2 separate regions of the Homo sapiens genome follow, and region 1 is linked to region 2. A link is an interaction called in ENCODE POLR2A ChIA-PET data of the cell type or tissue named here. Cell type or tissue: PC-9. All regions are shown on one strand. Each heading gives the region's core, and the rest is flanking DNA. Links, peaks and the distances in the headings are about the cores only.

Evidence for each region. Peaks named below come from ENCODE experiments on the same cell type or tissue, not always from the same donor. Only the 100,000 strongest peaks of a DNase experiment are listed, where the experiment ranks them.
Region 1: POLR2A ChIA-PET joins it to region 2 with 14 read pairs; 3 of 35 experiments call an interaction of 5 or more read pairs at or near these places.

The regions. Positions count from the first base shown.
Region 1 is chr2:39,493,502-39,496,317 of GRCh38, reverse strand. All of the region lies in intron 3 of MAP4K3-DT (MAP4K3 divergent transcript), which reads right to left. Among named protein-coding and RNA genes, the nearest start is that of MAP4K3-DT, 57 kb to the right of the region's middle. In PC-9, for the core only: no CTCF peak of the experiment used is centred there; no DNase peak of the experiment used is centred there.
Region 2 is chr2:39,570,295-39,573,110 of GRCh38, reverse strand. All of the region lies in intron 5 of MAP4K3-DT (MAP4K3 divergent transcript), which reads right to left. Among named protein-coding and RNA genes, the nearest start is that of TMEM178A, 94 kb to the left of the region's middle. In PC-9, for the core only: no CTCF peak of the experiment used is centred there; a DNase peak (open chromatin) is centred at 1,600.

The DNA of each region.
Region 1 (2,816 bases), core at 22-2,521, 77 kb after region 2:
CTATCTACACCTTGCAGAGAACTTTAAGAAAACCACTGGGCATGGTGGGTCGTGCCTATAATCTCAGAATTTTGGAAGACCAAGGTGGGGGCATCCCTTGAAGCCAGGAGTTTGAGACCAGCCTAGGCAACACAGCAAGATACTGTCTCTACATAAAACAAAAAATAAGAAAAGTTAGCCAGGCATGGTGGCTATGCCTGTAGTCCTAGCTACTTGGGAGGCTGAGGCAGGAGGATCCTTGCAGTGAGCACTCCAGCCTGGGTGATGGAGCGAGACCCTGTCTCAAGAAAGAAAGAAAGAAGGGAAGAAAGGAAGAAAGGAAGGAAGGAAGGAAGAAAGGAAGAAAGGAAGGAAGGAAGAAGGAAGGAAGGAAGAAAAAGAAAGAAAGAAAGAAAGAAAGAAAGAAAGAAAGAAAGAAAGAAAGAAAGAAAGAAAAACCTTGCAGTATACATTTTCATAAGCCCAAAAGTTACTTCCTTCCATTTATTGCAAGGCTATAAGAACCCAAATGTCTGCCTGTTATGATTTTAACCAGCACTTTTCTACAAGTGAGTATGTTCAAGAACCCCTAAAAAGACTGTAATAATCAGATATCAAGCACCTATATGAGGTAGCAGGAGGAAGAAAGAGGCAGTACAAACAACAATCCACACATAATCCAGTAATGCAAGCTCTGAAATTCCAACACTTCATTTCAACTGCTTCCCCCAAAATTCCATACCATGTTCTTGCTTTTGGATAAAGTCAGTGACAAGAAACGAGATGGTCATACAGCAGCAGCAAAAATATAATCAGGAAATATAATGACTTTGTAATATCCCTGTGCGAAAGAAATAAACCTGAGTAGTGAGAGGAACATGGGTCTTGGATTAGGATATAGAACAATGTTTAAACCCTGGTTGGCCAGGTATAAGCTATGTAATAACCTTGGGCAATTCACCTAATTCCTCTGAGTCTTAATTTCCTCATTTCTTATATGTGGTAATTGTGCCTAATTGAGAAGATGCACAATAGAAATTCAATAGTAGCTCTAATTACCATGCAACAACCTTCCTGGTCCACTGTGTGGGTTTCTTTCAGGCTGTGAGTAAGTGGACATGGATTTCTGTAGCTAGTCTCTGCCAGAGGATATGAGTATTTCAAGAAGCAGGAAGGGCTGGAGGTGTGTGAAGGCTCCCCCGCTCCTGCACTTCATTTGTACACTCTCATCATCACTGGAGGAGTCTCCTGGCTGCAGTTGAGCCTTCGATGAGATGATTTGCATCACTCACATTCCAAGCTGGGTGGGGGAAGCCCAGACATTCTCGCTCTGCCCCTCAACCAGCTTGGTGCCAGATTTCCTCTCGCTTCACCCCCCCAGGAGGTCATCTAGGGAGCAGGCATCACACAGTAGCAACAGGCCTTGCGGATGATGACATCATAGGCTATTTTGCCCACTCTGTTTATCTCGCACTGAGAGGCAGGAGAGCACAGTAAGGAGCACAGGTTTTTTGGTTTGGTTTTGTGGGTTTTGTGGGGGTTTTTTGTTTTTTGTTTTTTTTTTTTTTTTTGAGATAGACTATCACTCTGTCACCCAGGCTGGAGTGCAGTGGCACGATCTCAGCTCACTGCAACCTCCACCTCCGGGATTCAGGTGATTCTCGTGCCTCAGCCTCCCAAGTAGCTGGGATTACAGGAGCACACCACCATGACTGGCTAATATTTGCATTTTTAATAGAAACAGGGTTTTGCCATATTGGCCAGGCTGGTCTCAAACTCCTGACCTCAAGTGATCCTCCTGCCTTGGCCTTGCAAAGTGCTGTGATTACAGGCGTGAGCCACTGCACCTGGCAAAGAGCACAGGTTTTGAAGTCAAACAGACCTATCTTCAAAGTATGTTTCTGTCCTGTGCCACATCTAAACCTTAATTCCCTAAGCTGTAAAAGATGATCAAATAGGCCAGGCACGGTGGCTCACACCTGTAATCCCAGCACTGTGGGAGGCCGAGGCGGGCAGATCACCTGAGGTCAGGAGTTCCAGACCAGCCTGGCCAACATGATGAAACCCCATCTCTATTAAAAATAAGAAAATTAGCCGGGCATGGTGACATATGCCTATAATCCCAGTTACTCCAGAGGTTGAGGCAGGAGAATCACTTGAACCCAAGAAGCGGAGGTTGCAGTGAGCCGAGATCATGCCACTGCACTTCAGCCTGGGTGACAAGACTGTCTGAAAAAAAAAAGGAAAATCAGGATTTCTAAGAGATATCTCTACTCTTACGTTCATTGCAGCATTATTCATGATAGCCAAGATATGAAAACAACCTAAATGTCCATCAACAGATGAATGGATGAAGAAAATATGGTATACATATACAACAGAATATTATGCAGCCTTCAAAACAAAAGGAAATCCTGTCATTTACAACATGAATGAACCTGAAGAACATTAAGCTAAGTAAACTAAGCGAGACACAGAAAAACAAATACTGTGTTGATTTCACTTATATGTAAAAACTAAAGTAGTCAAACTTAGAACAGCAGAGAGTGGAATGTTGGTTGCCATGAGCTGGAGGGATAGAGGAATGGGGAGATATTGGAAAAGGGTTACAGAGTTTCAGTTATCCAAATGAATGAATTCTGGAGATGTATTCTACAACGATGTGACTACAATTAGCAACACTATATTATATACTTGAAATTTGCTAAGAGGGTGGATCTTAAGTGTTCTCACCACCAAAAAATAAAAAAGAAGGGAAAGAAAGGAAGGAAGAAAGAGAGAGAGAACAAAAGAAAATGGTAACTATGTGAGGTGATGGATATGTATATGATATATAT
Region 2 (2,816 bases), core at 296-2,795:
GTTTTCATGGGGAATTGGTTCCAGGACCCCCTGCCCATACCAAAATCCATGGATGCTCAAGTTCCTTTTATAAAATACAGCAGTGTCAGAGGTGTTTGAACCAGAGCTACTCCATCTTGAATAGGGGCTGGGTAAAATAAGGCTGAGACCTACTGGGCTGCATGCCCAGTAGGTTAGACATTCTAAGGCACAGGATGAGATAGGATGTCGGCACAAGACACACGTCACAAACACCTTACTGCTAAAACAGGAAAATAGATTGCGGTAAAGAAGCTGGCCAAAACCCACCAAAACCAAGATGGTGATGAAAGTGACTTCTGGTTGTCCTCACTGTTCATTATATGCTAATTATAATACATTAGCATGCTAAAAGACACTTCCACCAGCTCCATGACAATTTACAGATGCCCTGGCAATGTCCAGAAGTTACCCTATATGATCTAAAAAGGGCAGGAACCCTCAGTTCTGGGAACTGCCCACCCCTTTCCCGGAAAACTCATGAATAATCCATCCATTGTTTAGCATATAATCAAGAAATAACTATAAGTATAATAAGCGAGCAGCCCAAGCCACTGTTCTGTCTTTGGAGTAGCCATTCTTTTATTCCTTTACTTTCTTAATAAACTTGTTTTCACTTTACTCTATGGATTCGCCCTGAATTCTTTTTTGCACGAGGTCCAAGAACCCTCTCTTGGCGTCTGAATCAGGACCCCTTCCCGATAACAGTAGTATTTGCATATAACCTACACACCTCTTCTCGTATACTTTGAATCATCTCTAGATTCCTTATAATAGCTAATACAATGTAAATGCTATGTAAATAATTGCTATCCTGTATTGTTTAGGGAATAAGGACAAGGAAAAAGTCTGTACATGTTCAGTACAGATGCAACCAACCATTTTTTCCCCAAATATTTTGGACCAACAGTTGATTGAATCCACGGATGTGGAATCCCATGGTTGTGGAACCCACAGATGTGGAGGGTTGACTATACCTGTATCTAGGTATAATGTTTAGGTCCTTCTGCTTTGCTTTTTAATTTTTTGTCTCACACAGAATTTTATGTTTCTTTAGGACTGTGACCCACATTACATATGTCTCTCCCTTTCTCAATACACAGGCAAACACAGCACACATGAGGCTTTGCACATAGTAAACACACAGTAAATATTAATTGACATATAATAACAGCCATAATTCAGTCATTCAATAAGCATCTATTAAGTATTTCTATGTGACAGGATTGTGCCAGACCCTGAAATTGGAAGTGGATAACAAGAATAAATAGGACACAGTTTAATGAAGGAGACAGCCATGCCAATAACATTACAATACATTGTGATAAATGCTCTGATAAAAATATGCAAAGTAGTGTGGGAGCACAGGGGAGGGAGAAACTAACTTTGCCGGGGGAGTTCAGACAGGCTGCACAGAAAAGGCAAGCTCCAACCTTCAATTTAAAGGATGACAAGACTCACCAGGTAGCACGGGTGTGGTGGGTGTGGAAGGCCTTAAAACAAAAGGGAGTCATTTCCAAAAAGCCACAGAGATGTAAAAAGAATGATGAGGGGCAGGGCTACAATCGGAGCATTGGCATGCAGTGGTGAGTACAGGGAGATAAGGCTGGAGAGAGAGGGAGCCAGACTGCAAAATGTTTTAAATGCCAGGCTGAGGAGCTTCACCTTGACCCAGCAGGCAGGAGATCCATCTCAGGTTTTGCAACAGGAGAGAAAGTAGGTCAGACCTGGATTTGAGAATGATCATACTGGTGGCTGGCAGCTCAATTGGCCACAGCATTCGGCCCTTGTTTCTATATTCTGCCCCTGGCACTGGTGTTTCACTGCTCTCTGGAGAATTTCAAGCAAAGAATGATGAGTTCCCAGGAACAGTTAATTCCCTTTACCGCTTCAGACCAAAGCAACCACATTCTCAGAATATAAATTTACTTTTGCATACTTTCACGTAGGCAATCACAGTAAAAATAAATGCTGTTAATTAGTGTTGGTCTTAAAGACTAACAGCATTTAATTTCTCCCTTCATGAAATAGTATTGTTTTTATAAGGAGTCAGAGAGGAAGAGAATGGGGGCAAGCAAAATATATGAATAAAGCAATCACGGTAGTTTAATTAAGTGAAAGTCTGCCAGCTGCTGGGAATAAGACCCCACAGCCTTATTTTGTTTGTATTTCAAATTATTCTTTCTAAAAAAAGAGAAGAATCGTGTCTAGTAGTAATCCTTCTACACCCTTTACACACACACACAAACTTTTAGGCAATCCAGATCTAAATGGAATTGTTTTTCAGGCCAACAGTGAGAAGCAGTGGGATCAGCTGGTAGTGACCCTCTGAACCTTGCTAACAGCACCTAAAGTACTTTACAGATCTTGCAGGGAGTGTGGAGAATGTCCTCAAGTTACCCAAAATGGAAAGAGAGGTGTAGGGGATGGAGAATGCTCTAACGCTCAATCTGGTTCTACCACCCTTTAGCTAGTCCTATAGAACAGGGAGGGGCCCTTCTATAAACTAAGAACACTAATTTCTCAGATACCATGCTCTGTTTTTCAGGACCATGATCTTTAGCAGACCAGGATGCAAAAATCTCATTCCAAATAGCTGCTGTTTCCTTTTTCCAGTGCTTTGAGGGGGAAACAATTAGCCTGTTCATTTCAACTGTTGACTTATCTCTAGCCAGTGGGCGCAGCAGTTCAAGTTTGGATTTGGAAGTCAGACCTCCTAGGTTCTGATCTTTGATCCATAAGCTTCTCTGTGATTTGGGGCAAATTATGTAACCTTTCTTGGCCTGAGTCCCCCATCT